6 separate regions of the Homo sapiens genome follow, and regions 2, 3, 4, 5 and 6 are each linked to region 1. Evidence: chromatin contacts called from ENCODE Hi-C or POLR2A ChIA-PET data. All regions are on one chromosome and are shown on one strand. Each heading gives the region's core, a stretch centred on a gene start or an enhancer-like site at or near the end of the contact. The rest is flanking DNA. Distances are from core to core; before and after follow the strand shown.

The links. Hi-C counts contacts between places; a loop is a spot of excess contacts on that map. ChIA-PET counts read pairs that join two places held with the same protein, here RNA polymerase II (POLR2A). Pooled maps may share reads with other maps.
Region 2: a loop to region 1 is called in a map of CD8-positive, alpha-beta T cell, with 18 times the contacts of the local background. The contact joins the promoter of OTUD7A here to the promoter of ZNF770 in region 1. A Hi-C loop is called at or near these places in 2 of 168 maps with a recorded cell type or tissue (CD8-positive, alpha-beta T cell and naive thymus-derived CD4-positive, alpha-beta T cell) and 6 of 50 pooled maps.
Region 3: a pooled map shows a loop between it and region 1 (13-fold over the local background). The contact joins the promoter of SPRED1 here to the promoter of ZNF770 in region 1. A Hi-C loop is called at or near these places in 2 of 37 single-sample maps with no recorded cell type and 11 of 50 pooled maps.
Region 4: a map of B cell shows a loop between it and region 1 (26-fold over the local background). The contact joins the promoter of RASGRP1 here to the promoter of ZNF770 in region 1. A Hi-C loop is called at or near these places in 1 of 168 maps with a recorded cell type or tissue (B cell), 1 of 37 single-sample maps with no recorded cell type and 6 of 50 pooled maps.
Region 5: a loop to region 1 is called in a pooled map, with 4 times the contacts of the local background. The contact joins the promoter of EIF2AK4 here to the promoter of ZNF770 in region 1. A Hi-C loop is called at or near these places in 6 of 50 pooled maps. POLR2A ChIA-PET finds 5 or more read pairs at or near these places in 2 of 52 experiments (CD4-positive, alpha-beta T cell and activated naive CD4-positive, alpha-beta T cell).
Region 6: a pooled map shows a loop between it and region 1 (2.1-fold over the local background). The contact joins the promoter of LINC01852 here to the promoter of ZNF770 in region 1. A Hi-C loop is called at or near these places in 2 of 37 single-sample maps with no recorded cell type and 2 of 50 pooled maps.

The regions. Positions count from the first base shown.
Region 1 is chr15:34,986,667-34,990,235 of GRCh38, forward strand. ZNF770 (zinc finger protein 770) reads right to left here and starts at 1,621. Exons shown (of 3, transcript NM_014106.4): 1 at 1,450-1,621; 2 at 891-1,007. It overlaps LOC105370764 (a long non-coding RNA gene), which reads left to right and starts at 1,692. Exons shown (of 5, transcript NR_188212.1): 1 at 1,692-1,818; 2 at 3,019-3,144. RefSeq lists enhancers at 120-179, 260-309, 1,716-1,805.
Region 2 is chr15:31,868,818-31,872,066 of GRCh38, forward strand. It overlaps OTUD7A (OTU deubiquitinase 7A), which reads right to left and starts at 1,856. Exons shown (of 13, transcript NM_001382637.1): 1 at 1,690-1,856. RefSeq lists a silencer at 1,819-1,888.
Region 3 is chr15:38,250,500-38,254,231 of GRCh38, forward strand. SPRED1 (sprouty related EVH1 domain containing 1) reads left to right here and starts at 2,337. Exons shown (of 7, transcript NM_152594.3): 1 at 2,337-2,718. The coding sequence starts at 2,687. RefSeq lists silencers at 1,687-1,986, 1,997-2,046, 2,147-2,246, 2,427-2,486, 2,497-2,546 and 2 more.
Region 4 is chr15:38,562,931-38,566,150 of GRCh38, forward strand. It overlaps RASGRP1 (RAS guanyl releasing protein 1), which reads right to left and starts at 1,884. Exons shown (of 17, transcript NM_005739.4): 1 at 1,664-1,884. The coding sequence starts at 1,698. RefSeq lists silencers at 1,181-1,380, 1,391-1,610, 1,641-1,880, 2,041-2,090 and enhancers at 1,948-2,459, 2,301-2,490.
Region 5 is chr15:39,932,169-39,935,804 of GRCh38, forward strand. EIF2AK4 (eukaryotic translation initiation factor 2 alpha kinase 4) reads left to right here and starts at 1,947. Exons shown (of 39, transcript NM_001013703.4): 1 at 1,947-2,171. The coding sequence starts at 2,028. RefSeq lists an enhancer at 1,660-1,799 and a silencer at 1,820-2,229.
Region 6 is chr15:38,070,877-38,074,287 of GRCh38, forward strand. LINC01852 (long intergenic non-protein coding RNA 1852) reads right to left here and starts at 2,114. Exons shown (of 3, transcript NR_147201.1): 1 at 1,172-2,114; 2 at 954-1,081. RefSeq lists an enhancer at 1,592-2,457.

The DNA.
Region 1 (3,569 bases), core at 371-2,870:
CAGTGCATATGAGGTAATCCTCTCACTGAAAGGAGCCCCTAACAAAAATCTCCTGCCTCTTATGGAACTTCAGAATAGGAAAGGGAGGGGAAGGTCTAGGAGTGAAAGAAGCTGGGTCAAAAATGGAGAAAAGTGTCTTAGCCACGGTCCTTCCTAGGAGGGCCTCCAAATGGAGGTACCCAGGCTAGGAAAGAAGTTATGGGATTTGCATATCTAGCAGGAGGGGCAGGGCAAGTCCTTGACTGCAACCCCCTCCAGAAAACTGCAATGCACCGGCCCATATCGAGTATGGTGTGGGAGGACAGCTTGGCCCTTGAGGCCAGTCAGGCAAAGCCTGGTAATTGTCCAATGTCAGGACTGAATGATCACACAGGATTTTGGTATAAAGCCAGATTCAATTCCTTTTGTATGTTTCTTCTTCCCTTTAATAAATGCTTTCGTGGAACACGCCTAAAAGAAAAAAATCACACACCACAACTACCTCTGATTAAAACAGGGATTGGCTACCTACAGCTCCTGTACCAAAAAGGAGCTACGGTTAATCATCCATTGTTAGCACTAAGATTGGATAACTGTTGTCACTTGCCTCCCACCACGTGGAAAAGCACTTACTGGGAGCCCTAGATTGTTAGAACCATTAGTGGCAAGTGGTGATCCTATCTCCTGTTTATGAGAGTCAGGTTAGGGATCCTCACCTCACGCACTCATGGAGCTCCAAATCCCATTTCAACCGATTTTTGTTGATAACATAAAAATAAAAAAGACTGTAATTTTTCTTATCTTAAACTGAAATAAAAGAATAGTAGATCTGCTCAGTGGTTCAATCCAGAATTTATCCTGACAAGAACAAGATACTCTACGTGAAGACTGTAAAAACTGTAAAAACTGACCTCAATAATATCCAATGTTGCCTCAAGGCTGAAAGCCTGTTGATTTTCTTGTCTTGACTAGTACCATTAAAACGATGTGAGGATTTCACGAAAGTAAGCGAACAAGAAATGAAAGACCTAAGAGAAACACACACAACTTTCAGTTGGGGAATAATCTCCGGCGGCTGCTTCTGCCCCACTCGCCCCGGGCCCATTCTCTTGGCCTTGAACCCTCACCTCTCCCTCCCAGTGGACTACACTGGACAAAGGACACTGACACACAGTCCTCGTTCTAAAGGCCCACAACCAATAATAAGCACGTAATGGTCGAGCCGAGTCCAGAAACCACAAAATCCCACGCCAGGAAAGGAAGGGTAAGGGTAAAAACTGCTTTGGCTGCAGCCAGGATGAAAACGCCACATGTGATACAACCCACAGCAACAACAAAAAAAAATCCCTCTACGCCTTCCTCTCAAATTTCTGCTCCGCGTGAGACGCACTCAATAGGTGGGGAAGTGAGAAAGCAAAAGGAGCTCAGGAACTGAGGTTGTGGAGCCCCCGTTCTTGGGTCCCCAGGCACCTTGGCGGTATTGAGGCAGGTCCGACCCTCCCTGGGGGTCGCTCCACTTCTCAGTCGGGTTTCTGAAGTCCTCCTCACGCATCTGGAGCTGGCGAGGGCCCGGGAGGCACGCACCTCAGGCCCAGGTGCCGCGAAGGCAGCGCGCGCACGTCCGCAGGGCCGGCGCGGCAACGGGCTGAGCGCGCAGGCGCGGCGCTCTGGCGCGCCCAGGGACACAGTCCGGCTGGAAACAAGCTCCCCCCAATTTCAGGGCCGTTGTCGCCTCCGGGCGGTCCGCGGGTCCCGAGCGGACTGGGACTCTGGAGACGTGCCCCCAACCCCACCGCCATTCACCCTGTCATTGCAGGGGAGAGAACAGAATAAAGACGGGTACATTTTCCATCTCACCTCTGAACCTCGGTTAGGAAAACGCTGTAGCCCTGACTAGTGGGCTCAAGGGCCGACTGGAAAAGGGCGAGTCAGCGTTCAAAGCCGATTCGGGGCAGCCCTCTCTAACGCAGAGGGCCGAGGATAAGAAGACGACAATGTGTTAGGGGCCCTCCGGGCTAGGACTGTCCTCACCACTTTGTACATTGCCAAAGTAAATATAACGTAGAGGTCAAGCGCAGGCGCTTTGTGGGCAGACATGACTGAGCTCCACTCGCGACTCCTCTAATGGCGTGCCAGCTGCGGACCTCATTAGCCCCGCCTCAATCATTCAGTATGTTTTGGTTGTCTACAGTGTACGAAGCCCTGTTCTCACAATTAGATAAAATGAGTGTGAAGTGCTCAACATAATTCCTAGTGTAGTAGGCCTTCAAAGAACTATTATCATTATTAATTACTCATATAGAATACAACTTTATGAAATGATAGGATCCCATTTTAAGATGAGGAAAATGAGGCTATCAGAGACGTTAAGGAACTTAATGTCACACAGTTAATAAACGATAGAGGTGCGATTTGAACACAGGTTGTCTAATACCAGACCTGCATTTATAACTGCTGCTTCCCAAGTTATAGATATTTCAGCATTTTATGTAGTCACAATTGAAGACCAAATATTTAGTTACAGACTAAGTTGGCATGTTATTACTGAATAAGATGCTAAGGTATCTACTAAAGATTTTAAGTGCAAAAGGCATTAGAGAAGAATTTACTGTGGATTTTTTGCAGGTTCTGATTGTAATTGTATCACCTTGAGAAAGGAGGAAATGAAAGCAGATTATCAGGCATACTTTTTTAACTCTAAGCAACTTTTTGCATTACTTTCTAAGGACCATCAGCAACAAAAATCAATGGTTTCTAATGTTGATATATTTTCCTCTACCAAAAAAATTAAAGCAGCTGAGCCAACAAAAATTCTCTGTTTTGGATGTGTTAGCATGAGGAAATGGCGAATAGGAAATGAGCTTTTGCTTCTCATGTAGGAACCCTGAAGGAGTCAGATTTGGGAGGGGTTGAAGTCTGCTTCCAACAGAAGCAGGGGTGGAGAAGGGAAAGGAAAGACTTCTGGTGTCCTAAATGCTAGTCCCAAAGTGGGGATGCTGTTTGTCCGGATAACCCTTGTAAATCTGCTCCATTCTGCAGCTACTCCTGGGAAACTTAACTCAGCCAAATAATGCAAACAATTGCATCCATCATCAGCCACATCAGCCTTAGGAGATACATCCATATCATGAGAAAACACTACCTGAAATTGGGGACCACTGGAGGGTGAGATTCGTTCTTTATCCATTACCTGCAAAACAAATTGGCCTTTGCATGGAGAGTCTGAATATATATTGAGTGTGAAAGCAGTTAGGACTTGAATAGGCTATTCTCCAAGGCCACATGCCCCATGTCATAACCTCCCCCATTTACCGTGAGAGCTATCTCAGGAGCCTTCTGGAAAAAAAAGAGAAATTAACATGAATAAGAGTAATCAAGGAAGATTTCATTGAATATGTGAAATTTGAACTAGCAGTAGTGGGTAGACTATGAATAAATAAAAAATGTGGGGGCAGGACAGAACATGGTAGGGCAGAGGTGGCAGGGTGAAGAAAAGATAGTATGAGAATGAAAAATAAAGGGGGTGCATGACATACGTTTGAATTAGTATCTTAATGCTGCAGCTTACTAGTTGTGTCCTTAGAAGTTAT
Region 2 (3,249 bases), core at 606-3,105, 3.1 Mb before region 1:
TGAACACTAAAGGCCTAAGTAACCACTGTTTTCCCATTCTTTTCACACCAATACAGGGTTCAAGAGATTGAAGTTCCTAACCAGGTCCCAACTTTTGAGTGGCATATGGTATTAAATTCCTTACAGATCCAATAAAATCACACTAACAATTTAAGGCATGCTTATTTTAACCAATTAGGAGGTGTCATTAATTATTAAATACAAAAATGTCAATACTTTTGTCCCTTATTGGATATCCTTTCGATATGATAGGCTTGAGTAGATACTCAGATTGCCTTGGGAACTTGCTTAGTTTTGTTCCCATAAGAATTGGTACTAATGGCACACTCACAATAAAATAATGGAGTGTTGATCCCATTTAGTGGGGAATGTTTATCCAGAACTGAGTGTGCCGTGCAGATCTACCTCTGTTCTCGTGAACCCTCTTTGGGTCTTGAAGAGGCCTTTGAAGCTGGTGGGACACACGGCTGCTGGGAGGACCCTAGTGAACCTGCCTCCCCGCCTTCGCCCAGGGCAGGCTTCTCCGGGCACACCCTGGAGGAGGAGGAGGAGGATGGTGAAGGACACCTGCAGATTTTCCTGAAGCAATTAAGACCTGTAAAGATTTAGGCCCCGCTGTCAACCTTTTCCTGGACACATTATCTGCCTCATCATATTTTTAAAAATTGTTCCTCTTACAGCCCACTTCCATTTACAAAGGTATCACCTGGCGGTAACCATGTGCATGTCATACATGACTTTCCCCTGGATCCTTGTGCTGTGGATGAAGCGTTTCCCTGATCGGGGTCTCACAAGTTTCCCTTCAGCTACTCTTAAATCTATACATTCTCAAGCCAATAGACAGAAATAAAAGTCATTTGCACTTGTGTGAGGTAGCTGAGTTTACAGAGCAGAGGCAAATCCATTTTATTACAGAGATTCTCAAAGGGCTGCAATAGCTTCACCGGGAGGGAGGAGGGTACACTTGAGCGGTTGTGTCCAATGAAGGAAAGTTTTAGTTAATGATGACATCACTGACATCTCCCAAATTTAAAGGAGCACTTAAAGCACCGCAGATGCAATTTTTTCCCCTCCAGTGAGGAGATACTAGGGAAGGCCTCTGGGTTCACAGCCAAATTGCCTTAATGGTTTGCCTGCTGTCCAGCGAGACCCAGCAGAGCGAGCGGGACGGCGGTGCGCCGGGCCGCGGGGACCCACGCAGTCACAGCTCCGGTGCCCGGCGAGCGGCCTCGCGCGCGGCTCGGGGCCGGGCCCTGCCCGGCCGTCTGCAAGAGCCGCGGGACCCCCGACGCGCGCGCACGGACCGAGGGGTCGGTCGCCCCACGCCTGGCATCACGTTCCAGTGCGGACAGCCAAAGGGCTGAGCGGAGGCAGCAGCCCCGACCCAGCGGTAGCGCCGCGCCCTGCCCGAGAGAGGCGCGCCACGCCGGGCCGGAGCCGGTGGCCCGGGAGCCCGCGGGGTCCGGAGCGGAGCCCGCAATGCAGACGCGCCGGCGAGCCCAGCCGGGGCCCGCGCCCCCCGCGTCCCCGCGCCCCGGCCCCGCGGTCGCCCGGCCTCAACGCCCACCTGCCTCGCCACGGAGCTCGGGAAGGAGACGGCGCCGGCCCCGCGCCCGGAGAGCGCACCTGCCTGGTCCGCGGGCCCGGCCCCGCCGCCCGCCGGCAGCACCGCGGCCAGCGCCGTCTTACCTGCCGCGCCGCGCCGCTCCGCTCCGCCAGCCCGCAGCGCCGCAGTCGCCGCTACCCGACTTCCATTTTCTCTCGCTTTAAAGGAAAACCAGATCAGCTGTTTTGCTCCCGCTCGGGCTCCGCGGCCCCCTCCCCAGCTGCCGCTCGCGGTCCCGGTGGCCTCTCCTCCCCCGCCTCCTCCCGCGCTCCGCTCCGCCCCTCGCGCCCCTCCGCTCCGCCCGCGGCCGCGCACAACGCCCGCCTCCCGGCTCCGCCTGCTGCCTCCGGGCGCGCGCCCTCCTCTGACGTCACCGGTCGCGTTCGCGCCCCGCCCCCGCCCCGCGCGGACGTGCGCGCGCCGCGCCTGTGCCCCGCCCCCGCCCCTCCGGGGCCGGGCACGGAGAGCGCGTGCTCGCGGCCGCGAGCCGAGGAGGGGACGTACAGCGCCCGCGCGCCCGCGAGCCCGCTCCGGCTCTCCCATGCTTGCCCCTCGGGGTGCTCCTTCTGCGCTCTCCGCCTGGACTGCAGGAAAAGGCTGCTTAAACAGCCTGCCTTTTCCTGCTGCCTGACTCGCGCCATCTGCGGCCACCTGTCTCGTTTCTTCCCCCTGGCTGGCGCACCCTTCCTTCCTAAACATCCCAAACTTTCTCCCACCCAGGCTGTCCAGGCTGCAGTTTCTACGCCCTGCGCTGGGGCCTGTGCATCACGCCTAATCCAAAGCTGGTCCTTTTACCTCCCAAAAAGGTTCTCTGACCTTTTCCCATTTTTTGCCTTCCTCTAAAGACTTTTTCACGCCACCCCTTCAGATGGTTCCCCTCCCTGATGGCAAGACCTGCTCGCTGCTCTGGGCCCTTCTCACGTCACCCTGTAGATGTAGTCACGCTTCCTTATCCCAAACAGGACGTTATATTGCAGATGACCCATACCATCCTGGTGTACTTCTAAACAATCATTATTTTACTTTTAGTTTAGGACTTTTTGCTTGACTTTAAACATTGTATATGTTTAATAGTGTTTAATAATTTATTTGACTTTTAAAATTGATATTCAGTAAAATTGGTTATTTGATATATAATCCTGTGATCTTGAACCCTTGTTTGGATTCATGTAACCACTAGCGCAATAAAGAGCTCCCTAGTTCTGCCCTTTTATAACAGCGCCCCCGCCAACCCTAACTTTTGGTAACCACTGATAGGTTCTCCATTGCTACGGTTTTGTCTTTGTGAGTGTGTCGTATACATGGAATTACGCAATATGTAACATTTTGAAACTGACTTTATTCCCTCATCATTATACCTTGGAGATTCATCCATGTTATTGTGTATAGTAATAGTCCTTTTTATTGTTGAGGGGAGTCTCATTATTTGTACCACATTTTGTTTAGTCACCCACTGGAGAATATTTGCGTGGTTTCCAGTTTTTGGCGACTGTGAATAAACATTCTATAAACATTTGCATGCAGCGTTTTGTACGGACAAATTTTTTAAATTAGTTGACTAAATATCTAGGAGTGCAATTGCTAGATCTTATGGTAAATTTGTTTAACTTTATAAGAACCAAACAGTTTTCTAGAGTGGCTAT
Region 3 (3,732 bases), core at 1,087-3,586, 3.3 Mb after region 1:
GGAAGAGGCCAGTATCAACACTCCCATGTATAAGTTCTTGGCAAGAATAAGTTCAAAAAGGCAGGTTTAGAGGTCATGTCTAGCACAGACCATCATCAACATTGCCCCTCTCTTTCTCAAGAGTAAGGACAATGCTGCTGCTGAGGCAGGAATCAAGTTACATAAAGAGACCTCAGAAATCAATGGGATGGTTTTTTGGGTACATTGACTGGTTTAGCGCCTCTGTTCATTCGTCAAACATTTATTAAGCACCTGCTACGTGCAAAACACTGTTAACAGTGCACTACTGTGCACGCTCATTCTCAGAACAACAATCCTGCGATTCCTGGAGAGGGATGGTAGAAGAGGAGTGCTGCCTTGTTAACGAGGTTCTCCCAACTTCTTTTTTTCCTCGGGAATTGTTCTCTTTAATGTGGCACCAGCGGCAACCTTCATTCTTAGGTCGCACAAATCTGAGAAGGAAGAGAAAAACATTGCACGCAGGGCGAGACTTATATCTGGGAAGATGCGTCAGGAACTTGGGAGCACTTGGGATTCAGTCCCCTAAGGTGGTTCATGTACAGGCTGGTTTTCTAAGTGGAGAACAGATAATAGAATTTGCAGAGCCAGGAGCTCTGACTCCTGTGGCTGGGCTGACCTTAGGCTCCAGCCCGCAACCCCAGTAGGTTTCTGTGCAAAAATCTTTTGAGATGAATGCATACTTTGTCTTCTAACAATGCATTCGTGACAGCTGTCTATCCAATCGGTCCGCCTCCGTTCAGAGCAGTTCGTGCCACAGAAGCATCTCCTGCGCTATAGTTATGCAACCTCACTCGCAGCGGGAGTTATTTCCTCCGTTCTGGCTGCGCCAGATTCATGTAACACGCCTACCCTGGGCTTCAATGGAAGTCGTTCTCCATTAACAATCACTCCAGCTTTCCGAGATGAATGCCCTGATAGCATACCCCTTGCGCAGTAAGAATCCAGGCAGCGAGGCGAGGTGTTAAAACACACATACATTCTCATATTCTCTCTCTCTCTCTCTCACACACACACACACACACACACACACACACATACACTTCGTGCATGCAGCTAGGGGACTGCAGCAGTGCAACCAGGGGGACAGCAGGAGGAGCTCTCTTTGCAGTCCCTGCTTCTAACCCCCACTAACTAAAGATGAACTCATGCCAGTTCCATTCTTTGCTCTGCAAAGAAAACACACACACACACACACACACACACACACACACACACACACACACGGCAGAAGAGAGTAGCCTCCAGATTTCCCCTCTGAGCACACTGTCTTTCTAGCCTCTTCGTTCAAGCAACCCGGATATTCCAAGCAGAGTAACGGGGAGTAACGCGCCACAACAATGCAACCTCCCTAGCAGCTCCCCTCGCAGCTCCCACCCCCGCCCCCTTTCGCGGCGTGCCAAGAGTTTGGAGCGCGCGCACGCACACCGAGCACGGTGCAGGGAGGATATCCCTCCGCCTCCCTCCCCCTTTCTCCGCTAAGTGGCTCGACAACGATTTGGGAAATGAAGGGAGGAGGGAACTACTTTCCTGAAACTTGCTATGCTGCACATGACTTCGAGTTGCAGTGATTCGCCCGGAGGCCGCGGCTTTTAGTCCTACCCACACACCCTCACAGCCTGGGCACCCCGCTCGGCAGCCCCACCCCGCGCCCGCTCTGGCCTCCGGGGAAAGCGGGCGGCCGGGAGAAGTCGCGAGGGACTACTTCGCCTCCTTCTCTCGCGGGCGCCCCCGGTTCGGGCAGCGGCTGCGGCGGCGGAAGGAGCGGGCGGCGTGAGCGCTTCCGCCGCCCCCCTCGCGGCTCCCCTCTCTCGGGCGTGAGGAGCTGGCCCGCTGAGCTGCTGGTGGGCACTGGCTGGCGGGGAACCTGCAGCCGCTCTTGTCCTCTCCCGCCGCTTCTCGGGATCCTGCCCCCCGGACCCGGGCCCGCCCGCTCTTCTCCGGCCGGGTGGGAACGATCGGTTTGCCTGCCCCTCGCCTCACACGCTCCCCGCCGCCCCCTCCACCCCCCTGAGGAGGAGTCCCGGCTGGAGCGTGTCTGGAGGAATCCGCCGCCGCGGGGCCCCTAGCCCTGCTCTGCCGGCGCCTGAGGACCGACCCAGACGCCGCCGGGGGTTGAGGGGCAGCCGGCGGCGAGGCGGGAGATGGTGGGGTGGGCTCCGGCAGGACCGCGCCGCCGCTGCCCGGAGCCTGGGCTCGGCACCCCCCCGCCGGCCCCCACCGAGCGGAGCTCTGCTTCCTCCTCGCCGCATCCCTGAGGGAAGCGCCGCCTCTGCTCCCGGGTTCTCCGCCCGCCGACTCCTTCCTGGCCGGACCCCGCTGCGCTCCACCCCAGTGGCTGGAGGAGCAGCTCTCCAGTCAGCCTTTGCAGCCCCTCTCTTTTTCCCTTTCCACCGGGCCTCCTCGGATCCCTTGGCTGGGCACTGAGGCGGGGGAAGAGGCTGGGGTCGCCACGGCGGAGGTTGCTGCCGCCACCCCCCTGCGGGGGTGGCCGGGGTTCCCGGCTGGGGGGGTACCGTTCTGGGTGAGGCATCCACCATGGTGAGGCCCCTGTGCCGCTGCCCCCGCGCCCCCCCGGCCGCCGCTGCCTCCTGCCCCTCGGTGCTGCTGTTGCTCCCCCGCCTGCTGTTGCTCCTCCATCTCCAGATCGGATCACGGTGAGGGAAAGATGAGCGAGGAGACGGCGACTTCTGACAACGAGTAAGCGCCTCATTGATCTCGATTGCTAATCCCCCTCCCCCTATCCGCCCTCGGCTCTCCCCCAGACCCATCCGAAACTTGGGTGCCGGAAAGCTTGCGACCCTGGAGAGTTCGGTGCATCTTCTGGAGATAGCTGATTTCTTTAGCCATTTTTAGTGGCAGCACCCCTCCCCATCCTCCCACATTTAGCTGCTTTCTTTTGGGGTAGGGGATTAAGTGTTGGGAGAGGATGGCAATTGTACGTCTATGAGAGGGAATAATGTGGATGGATGGAAGTGGAGTAGAAACTACCCCTTTGCCTGTGAGACCCCTGTCCCGTCCTTTTTCACTCACATACCAGTCACCATACCTTCAGTATCCATCCTACTTCCTTTATAGCTGTTTCACTTGGAAACTAATGTGTGGGAGCACCTCCTGCAGCAAACTGCTCTTGAATCTTAATTCGATGAGTCAGTGACTCTTAAATACCGATTAAGCCTTCACCCTCTCCCCCCTCCCCCTTTTAAACTTATGACCTGTAAGATTCTTGTAAAAAATAGGGTTAGGGAAACATTTTTAGAATTTAATAGGATTAAGGACACCTGGAGTGTGGGCGATGTTGAGCTAGAGTTTACCTTTGTGAATATTGGACGTGTCTTCAGGAACGGAGAAGAATTTTGAATGCTAATTTTTACCTTTCAGCTATGTGAAAACACATGATTTACGTTGATGTAACCGAATTTACATTGCTGAATATGTTGGTGATTTCATTAACTTTTAGAGCATTCCGGTTTAAGTTTTAGCTTATTTGGGCTTTCTCCTTGCTTTCCAAACGAAATACTTCGTCTTTTAAATGTTTTGCTTTAACGTGACAGCTGCGTGGAGAAATAATGGTTGGCAACACTTTTCTATTGAGAAGGGATTTAATTCCAAGCAGAATATTAGCATCCGTTTTCTTGTAATTAAGTTCAACTTTTGTTTATCTTCGGAGGGTTGGAAAGAGTTAAGTGAGTTAGGACTTAGTCATTTGGATGC
Region 4 (3,220 bases), core at 634-3,133, 3.6 Mb after region 1:
TATAGGGTAGTAAAAGGGAAGAAAGGGTGACAAAAGCAATCTGGGAAGTATGGAGCCCAGAGAGACTCAGAGGACTAGGCCATGAGAGAACAGGGAGAAGAGAAAGTACTAAAAGCCAAAGTGCAGCCTCAGAGTTCTAAGAAGATGGGGATTATCTGCACCATAGACTAGGAAACCTGGCTTTCTTGCTGTACAGTCTCTTAACTGGTTGCCTTGTGAAAAATCCTCAAATCGTTCTGCCTTTTCTGGTGAAATGGGAGTAGACAAGGATTTATAAAATGCTCTATTATAGGCAGGTCGAAGGTGTTTTAACAATCCATAGAATGAATGGCCTCTGAGTCTGTAAAGGCATATTTTTTAAAAAAATACAGTAGCCAAATGTTTTCCTGTAAATGAAAAAACCAAAACCCCGAGAGAAACAAATTAACTTGAAGGTGTTTTCCAAGCCTAAAAGTAACCAAAGCCCCATAGGTTTGCTGAAGGAGACCGTCAAAACTCTAAACTGGTTTAGGTGAAATCCTCTCCAGGCATAGGTATCTCAGTGGAGGTCAGTTTCAGGCTGAGCTTTTTATGAAATCCGCCTAGAAAAGTAAGAGATGAAATGGAGCAAGGGAACTGGAACTTCCACAACTTTCTTTGCAGTGGAAGGTGACTCTCTTGACTTCTAGTATGGATTCCTTCCAGTCCCGTCCTCTTCCCCTTACAATACTCAATTTAATGTACTGAACTCCTCCTTCTGAATCTAGTGCAAAGTACAGTGGTGGACCCTCAGGGGATACCTGGATGGGGAGAGGCAGGGCGTGCATACAGGGCCAAGAATCCTTCGTTCCTGGGATTATAAGCACGGGAAGTCCAGCATCGCAAGCTTCCTGCCGCTACTGGGTATGGTGGTGCAAGGCACAGTCCCATCAGTGTCGATGTGAATGGAGTTGTGAAGTGCACAACTTGTCCAGCCCCTACGCCGAGGCCAGGCCTTTGTTCATGCAGTTGCCTAGTTCTGGTCCTTTGGCTACAAACTCAAAGCTGCCTGGCCAAGAGCCCTTTCACTCACTGTCCCTCTTTCTTCAACTTCTGTTATCCAAGACCCTCTATAGAATCATAGTGAGGGGGAGAGGAGTGCAGCTTCCCATACGGAAGGCGATATGTTTCCCTGACCCACGGATCTGGAAACTTCCGTGGGGCAGGGGCAACCGAGGGGTGCCACCTCTGCGGGCTCCCTGCAAGCTCCTCGGCCGTTCTGGGCAGGGCCGGGAGGGGCCACCAGGTGGCGCAGCCGGAGCCCAGCGCCCCAGCAGGTGCGGGCAGCGCGGAAAGTCCGCGAGTGGGAGTCCCGATGCCGGGCGTGGAGATGTGGGGGAGGAAGTCGGCGGGCGGGCGCCGGCTCCGCGAAGAGCTTCGGCCCTAGCAGATCTCACCGGACGAGCTCTGGCCTCGCGGCCGCCCCTCTACCACCCCTCAGCCCCAGCTCCCTCCCCGAAACCCCGGGCGCAGCGCGCCGGGCGTTCTGGACACGTCCGCCCGTCGCGCTGGTGTCCCGGGACTCCGGCCGACCCCGGCCCCCCTCCGCCCTCAACTTCCCTCGGGGTGTTGGGGCGACGGGCAGGGGCCTCTTTCCCAAGAAAGGACACAGGCGCTCCCGAGGGCCACGGCCGCCTCTACTCACCGCGGAGCCTCTCTCGCCTTGCCCAGGGTGCCCATGGCCGCGGCCCGCGCTCCCGGTGCCGGCTCACCTAGCGCGGCCGGGCGCGGCGCATCGCCCCCGCCACCACCGCCGCCGCCTGCCGGCTCTCTCCCCCCCGGGCCTCGTAGCCCCGGCGCCCGCCAGCCCTCGAGCCCGGCGAGCCCGACCGAGGTGCACCGCAGGCACAAACTTTGTGCGAGCGCGCCCCCTCTGCCTCGCGCGCGCGCTCACACCCGCCTGGCAACCACCTGACACGCTGATGCTGGCGGCTGCAGGAAACGTGCGGCGCCCCGCCGCTCTTCCCCGAAACCTGCCCCCTTTCCGCGGGTGCCCCGGCCTGCGCCTCGCGCGGTTCTCTCACCCCTGCCCGCCTTCGACCTCTCTTGGCCAAAGGGTTAAGTCTCAGGGGAGTTGGAGAGGAGCGGGCTCCCGGCTACCACGCCCGCGCCTTGCAGGGCACCTGTGCCCGTCGACCTCCACCTCAGCTCGGGAAACGGGCTGCGCCTAGCGGCTCCCATGGGACCCCCTTTCCCGCAGCCGACCCGCAGCTTCCACGCCTCTTCCTGCGGCCGCTGCTCGGAGCACTGCAGTGAGGACGCCTTCTCCCCTCCAGGGCCTCTCCTGTATATATCAGAGCGCGGAGTCCGGCAGGGGAAAGGAACGGAAAGACAGTTGTGAAGTTGCCTTAACCTGTGCCCTGGGGTCTCTAGGTAGCCGTCTGCAGGACTGGGCCGTAGACATGTGCCCTGTGCCCTGCGCCCTGCACCTTGGACGAGGGCTGCCTGTGTGGAGGTGCGCTCCACAGGCGTGATCCATATCTGGCCCAGACGCGGCCGCCTGGCGTCGGTGGGTGTAGGAGATGTGGGGACAACTTTCATACAACGTCAGTGCGCACAGAAGACCTGGCCAAGAGGGGCGGCCCATCCGCTGCTTGTCCAGGTGATAGTGCTGATAATCTCAATAGCTAATGATTGAGTGCGGTTGTGCTAAGTGCTTTCTATACATTACCTCATTTAATCCACTCTCCCTGATACAAAGAGATCACTGTTGTAAAGATGAGAAAATGAAGGTTTAGAGAATGCTATGCCTTAGATCATACAACTAATAAACAGCAGAGAGACCTCTGACTTGGACTGAGGTCTGTCTGACTCCCTGTAATCACTGCTGGACTGCCCTAATAACACACTCATTATCACGGCCACAGACCATAACTCTAGCCACAGTCATAGTTGTCTTCCTGGCCATAGTGTTCTGGACTTTAAAGCCTTCCTCTGTTTCATTTATATATTTCCTTATATTTATATGCTACCTTGTCCTTAAAACAGAATTCGAGATAGCTTACAAGAGCACATAACCTACAAAAAGAAGTGTGTGAAATGAAAAATGAGGCACACAAGATGGAGCCAAAAATGAACATCATTTGAAATAAATGCATCTCATAGAGTCAAATACCCTTGCTACAGGTGGGACCAAAATTTGTCTCCTGCATTTCTAGCAGTCAAGTTTAAAGAGAGGCCTTGTCTAAAGTTCAATTCCTAT
Region 5 (3,636 bases), core at 697-3,196, 4.9 Mb after region 1:
TCGCTATGTTGCCCAGGCTGGTCTCAAACTCCTGGCCTCAAGTGATCCTCCACCTTGTGCTGGGATTACAGGTGTGAGCCACTGTCCCTGGCCAAAGGGTTACATTTTTAGGGTATAAGATTAGTAATATGTTATGTTGGTTCCTTTTCTAGTTAGAGATATATCCTTAGGTATTTATTTTTTAAAATGATATGATTGAGACTTAAAAAAAACACTCCTGAGGGATGGAGAGAAGAGATGAAATAAAATTGACAAAATATCTATGGTTGTTGAAGCTGGATGATGAGTACAGAGGAGTTTACTTCTAAGTATGTTTGACATTTTCATAAATATAGGTTTAAAAGAATTTTTTTAAAGACCAATAGAGAAATGGAGTAATTTTAAGGATTAGAGTGCAATGGCCATATTTGCAATTTAGAAACATTACTCTGGCTGCAATAGGAAGAATGGCTTAATGTGGGGCAAGAATGAAGACAGTGACTAATTAAGAGAGTTATTGAAGTAACCCAGGGAATTGGTGACAGTAGCCTGAACTAAGTTAGTGGCAATGGGTTAGAGTGTAGTGGATGGACAGAAGTGGTGACTATTTGGATGTGAGTTGAGAGAAAGGGAATTCAGAATCACACTCAGTTGAATGGTGCCATTTACCTAGTCAGAGATCACTGGAGAAGGAACGGGTCTCCAGCAGAGGGAAGATGATGATTTAAATTGGCCTTGGGTCAAGCTAGTGCATTTGTGTTATCTGGCCAGAAATGAGTGGATAGATGGCAGCAAGGAATTTACACAATCATTATTTAGTGAACAGTGGAGGAGTAAGCAAGGTAGACAGAAGAAACGTCACTTAAACCTAACTTGGGTTAGTACAATAGGATTATTCGAAATGGACATGCAGCATTAGTAAGTTACTGAAGATGAAGTGCAATAACAATGTCTGGGTAGACAGGTTATTATTTTATAAACTTGAAAAACGACGACTTGAGGCAGGATATAACACAAAGACTCCCTAAATTCACACTGAGTGAACTGGGAAGGGAACATGATTCTCTTCATGGGAAGGTAGCTCATAAAGATGCCTGAGTGGAAAGACAGTTTTCAATTGAATTTGCAAGGTGGTAGTGGAGATCCCCAAAGCTGGGGAATGTAGAGACAGAGAACATAATGAGGGTGTTGAATCTGTGGCTCAGAGAATAAGTTTGGGGGTACTAAAGTGGGAGGAAGGAGGGTGGGGGGGGTCACAATTTTTACTCCCGGTAGTCTTGTTCTGGGAAGGTACAAGGTGAAATTAGAAGTGACCTCAGAACCCATCGACGTCTGCCCTTTAAGAGTTTCCCGGCCGGGCGCGGTGGCTCATGCCTGTAATCCCAGCACTTTGGAAGGCCGAGGCGGGCGGATCACAAGGTCAGGAGATCGAGAACATCTTGGCCAACATGGTGAAACACCATCTCTACTAAAAATAGAAAAATTAGCCGGGCGTGGTGGTGCGCGCCTGTAGTCCCAGCTACTCTGGAGGCTGACGCAGGAGAATCGCGTGAACCCGGCAGGCGGAAGTTGCAGTGAGCCGAGATCGCGCCACTGCACTCCAGCCTGGGGAACAAGAGCCGAAACTCTGCCAAAAAAAAGAAAAAAGAGTTTCCCGCACTAGCCATGCCAGGGTGGAGAAGTTCCAGCAAGCACTTCTGTTAAAGATACTTGTTTCGTGAAAACTATACAATGTGGCGTTTTCATTCCTATCTGTGATTCATTTCTTAAGTTCGTGGAGTTCCTTTGCTCCCCTTCCCCCAGCAGGATGTGGGCAAAGCTGTCCCCCTGCCTTCTTCCTTCGCCTGGGCTTCTGGAGCCTCCGGAGCTAGCTCCCGGCGCGGAGCTCCGCCTACGGCCCGTCCCCGGCGCGGAACCCCGCCCACGAGCCCGTTTCCAGCGTGGAACACCGCCCATAGCCCGTCCCCAGCGCGGAGCCCCGCCCCGCAGGCTGCCGGGGGCCCACCGCCGCCCAGGCAAGGCCGCCCTGCCTTGGGCGCAGCGCTGCCATGGCTGGGGGCCGTGGGGCCCCCGGGCGCGGCCGGGACGAGCCTCCGGAGAGCTACCCGCAACGACAGGACCACGAGCTACAGGCCCTGGAGGCCATTTACGGCGCGGACTTCCAAGACCTGCGGCCGGACGCTTGCGGACCGGTAGGAACGTGGCTTGTCAGGCCCGGGCTGGCGTGCCCTGGCCTCCCCGGGCCCTGGGCCAAAGCCCGGACACTTCCAGATTGGGCCGCCGCTTTAGGATCCTGCAGTCTTTTCATCCCTTAGGTTCCACCCATGCTCACTTTAGTCCTTGCACCTGCAGCTGGTCTGCAGAATCCCACCTAGGCCGAATTCTTCTACAGTCCTTTCCCCATGATTTCCCCAGAGGAATCCCCCTGGATTCCTCCCTCTTACCTGGCACTGCTTCTTATTCCTGCCTACATCCCATAACATAACTGCCTCCTTCCAACCTTGTCCTTTTTCCCCTCTGAAAGCCCTTGCGGATGATACCACAGCAATTCATACGCGCCCCTTGCTACTTTGTTCTGAGAACGCTTTTTGGGCTCTCGCACAGGCCTTACGTCCTCAATCAGAATTCTCAAGTCTCATCCATGCATTCAAATCTGCACGCCACATAATTCCCTCTGTACTCCCCAGGCATCCTCACTGTGTTTTCCGGTATGGAGGAACTTTCCATACCTCTGCACCTTCCTCTAAGACATTTAGCTCAGAATAAAGCACACATTCATCTTAGCTGTAGTAGAGAGAGGGTTCTAGACTGAGTCTAGAGAAGGAGTGTCCAATCTTTTGGCTTCCCTGGGCCACACACAAAATACACTAACACTAAGGATAGCTGATGACCTAAAAGAAAAAAAAAATTCGCAAAAAAACCTCAATGTTTTAAGAAAGTTTACGAATGCGTGTTGGGCCACATTCAAAGCGGCCCATGGGCCTCGGGTTAGACCAGCTTGCTCTAGCTCTAGACCTTTTAAAATGGCATTTTGTTTAAAATAATATTTTGCCTTTTTGTCTGGAAATTAAGGCACGTTATAAAGTATTTATACTGACAGTTTTTTCCCCATCCTTGAAGAGTTGATCTACCAAACTATTTCTGAATATTATCATATTATCATTTAAAACATAGTTCTAACTTCATCTGCTTTTTTTTTTTTTCTTTTTGAGACAGGGTCTTGCTCTGTCTCCCAAGCTGGAGTGCAGAGGCATGACCACGGCTCACTGCAGCTTATTCTCAAGCAATCCTTCTGCCTCAGCCTGTCAAGTACCTGGGACTACAGGCACATGCCACTACACCTGGTTAATTTTTTTAATTTTTTGTAGAGACAGAGTCTTGCTCTGTTGCCCGGGCTGGTATCAAGTTCCTGAGCTCATGCAATCCTCTCACCTTGGCCTCTGAAAGTGCTGGGATTACAGGTGTGGGCCACCGCGCCTGGCCTCTTCATCTGCTTTTAACTTTGGCATTTCACAACATCTGCTCTATCTACACATCCAGGATTTCCTCAAGAAATACCATCTTCTGGAGCTATCAGGACAAAATATTCTCTCTCAAACTCAGGGTGCTTCTTCCTTCATTAAATATTTGTTTTAGGCATTAGGAATACAGCTGTGG
Region 6 (3,411 bases), core at 864-3,363, 3.1 Mb after region 1:
GTGTTTCGCATATTGCCCCTGACACAAACAAGGAATTATGGAGGTCCCATCTTTAAACAGACTTTATATTACTCACCATCTGATCAGTGTGTGTGTGTGTGTGTGTGTGTGTGTGGTGTAAGAGTGAGGGAAAAAGACAGGAGCAGGCATTTGCTTACCTAGGCATTACTTGAATGGTATTTCCTGCAGACATGTGGAGGTATATTTAAGGTAGCAAGTACTCTACTATCTCATGTTTATCAACTTCCTGATTGGGATGCAAAAGTGTATTGGATTTTCTGAGTGGAAAACATATTCGTGTATTCCAGACCTCAGAGGAAAACAACCAAATAGAAGTCTAAACCAGGCCCAAAATAACAAGAACCATGGGGACACATTTAGAGCAACGTATAAGAAACAATGATGTCCATCATGCATGGCCATTACTCTTCCCGCCCTGCTTCTCTGGGGTGTTTAAAGAATCAGTGATTGACTAGGCACACTCCTTATGAATATAAAACATGATTCATGTTTGCCAGTATTAACCATCCACTCAGTTGGAAAAAATGACTCCTCCACCTGAGTGCTGCACTCTTCTTTGGGGCATTTCAGGAAACACTTGTAGCATGTTTGTGCTCTCAAAAATGTTTTCCTACCCTTTCCTTCAAACTTCTCCTGAACTTACGCCTCGCCGAGGACCCCAAATACCTACCATGCTCTCCCTATTTCTTATTTAGATTTATAAGGAACAGAAAACAGCCAACAAGTTAGTATCAATCCCTACACTCCTGAATGTATTTGTTCATTCACTCAACATATTTGTTGAACCCTTATCAGGGCCAGGGACTGCTCTGGGCACAGGAGATACAGAATAAAAGACAGGTTTGGCTGGGTGCAGTGGCTCCCTCCTGTAATCGGAGCCCTTCAGGAGGCCACGGTGGGGCAGGAGGATAGCTTGAGGCCAGGAATTCTACCTTACTGTAGGCTGCGATTGCACGATTGCACGCTGCACTCTAGCCTGGGAGAGCAGACAGGACTTTGTCTTCGTGTTGTTATTGTTGTTGTTGTTGTTTAAAGGTTCATGTTCTCAAGGAGGCATACACTAGTGGAAAGAGACATTAGACAATTAGCCCTAGTAAAAAGTGACACAAAGTCAACCAAATAGAGGTCCCAATAGGATCTTTTTGTTTACCGGAGTTCCAGACCCACATATCTTCCACCTGTGCAGGTAGATAAAGTGTCCACCTCCAACTTAGAAAGAATTCCACAAGCACCCAGAACTTCATCACATTCGTTCTCCGGCTTTGTGATACTCATTTTAACACACACACAAAAATACTAAGTTCAGAGAGGCTATGTGGATTTTCTGAGGTCACACAGTTGTCTCAATGGAAAAAGCAGGGAAATGTTATAAAATAATACGAGTATCAAAATAGCTGTCCCATCGTCGTCCTTCAACACTTGCAGGTTACATCATTTTGCAGGTCTGGCTGTGACATCACTTCTGGATATGCGACACGGCCCACCCCACCACTGAGAAAATGGAAAATGCTGAGCAGTAACCTCAGAAACAACTTCCTCCTGCAAACGCAATTTCTTTTCCGCCTAAACCTTTACAGCAGGGAAGGTGGGTGTAAGGCGCACCAAAGAGCCTTTCAAAGTAGGAACCCCGGCCTGCAGGTCAGCCTGGATCGTGTCCAAATTGAGTTCCACCCCTGGTGAAAACCAATCTGTTTATGGGTACGCTTTTCTGATGTTACAGAACGTCTGCGAGAGAGGGAGCTCAAGTTCCCGCCTGGTCTCTAAGTAACCCGGCCCACAAAGGTGCATACACACGTCCGAGACAGAAAAAAGCTTGCCGGTCGTTCCCTCCTCCCAGGCCTGCAATGAAATGCGCTTTAATTGCATCAAAGGGTTCTTCTCAATGGGGTTTCAGAGGCGCGAGAGCGGCGTTCCCAGCGAGGGTTCCTTTCCGGCTGGCCAGCATTCCTCAGCCCCGCGCGGGGAAGGGGATGGGGCTCCTTCGGCAGGGCCTGAGGCTCATTTCCATTCCTCTCGCATACAGCCTCTGTTGTGCGGGCCGGGCCTGCAGAGGGTAGCCGCGGCTGCCTACGAACAAAGCCCCATTCATCCCCAGGGACGCTTCCTCCCCGCCGGCCCGCGGCCGCAGATGGGCTGGCCTGGGCACGCCATCCTGCAACCCGGGCGCGCGGCCCGGCCTGGCGCGCACAGGGCTCCGATTCAGGACGCCGGGGCTGGCCGGGGCGACCCGGGCTGCTTTTTCAGCAGGCCCCACAATGAGGATCGGCTGAAACTCGCTTTCATTTCTGGGCCGGGGACAGGCAGACACTGAGTCCTTTCAGCCGGGAAATCCTCAGTTTACTCACGGCTTGTTGAGAACGAAGATGTCAATTTCCACTGCCCTCTCCCGGCCTCCCCCACCCTTGCCCCCTCGGGATGGTACGGTCCGAAGTTTCCCGAGTTGTGAGAGGACTTTGTTTCTCCTCTGCGGCCTCTGAAATCCCGACGAAAGGGTCATTTCCTGACTTTTGTGTCTCTTCAATCCAGTGCCTTGAAAGTTCTTACCCTCTTGTTGTGACTGAGTGCATAATTGCAAGGCTGCTCCCTAACTTTTTTTCAGAGCTTTAACATTCCTCTAGGTTCAAGTTTGGGACCGTGGCTTCACAACAAAGACCAGTTTTTTCCTCCCCCTCCTCACTCCTGGGAAAAAGGAAAAAAGGAAAAGAAAGAAACCAAAACGCGTTTGTTCAGCAACCATGTTCACAGATTTCGAGCACACTTCTTCTGGCCCCACAGGTTAGACCAACAACAGGTTAATGCCACGGAGAGCTCTAACGCCAAATCAAAGGACTGCAGTCTCACTTTTTCTTAAGTCTCAGGCAGCTGGGGGAGTTGGGGCGGTGTGTGCTTAATTTCTAGTGCACAATCTAAAACAGAAACAGCCTCCAGATCTAGATTCCTAGGCTCTGGCTTAAACAGGGAATGGCAGAATCAAAGAACACCAGATATAGGAAGACTTATCAACCCTAATGCATTCATTTTACAGATAAGAAGCAGATAAGATCTAAGAGGGGAAGAGACTTGTCCGCCCTCCAAAAGAAGCTGGTTCATCCCAGTAAAAATTGCCTCAAACAAACTTAAAAATAATTTTCAAAAAGAAAGCCTCCAAGAAAAAAGTGTTGTTCAAAAATATGTTTTCTTTTCTCCCTTTGTGTCAGAAAAAGTTTTCTCTGAGTTGGTGGGAAAAGGGTGGGAACCCAGGTTTGAGCTGAGGATTAGAAAAAAACCTTCAAGTATCTTTCCAAAGAATGCTCTCTGTGTTTCTTTCACTTCCTGCATTTTGAACATTGCTACTCTCTCTCTTCAAAGTACAGTCATTCCCCCGTATCCGTTGGGATTGGTTCCAGGACA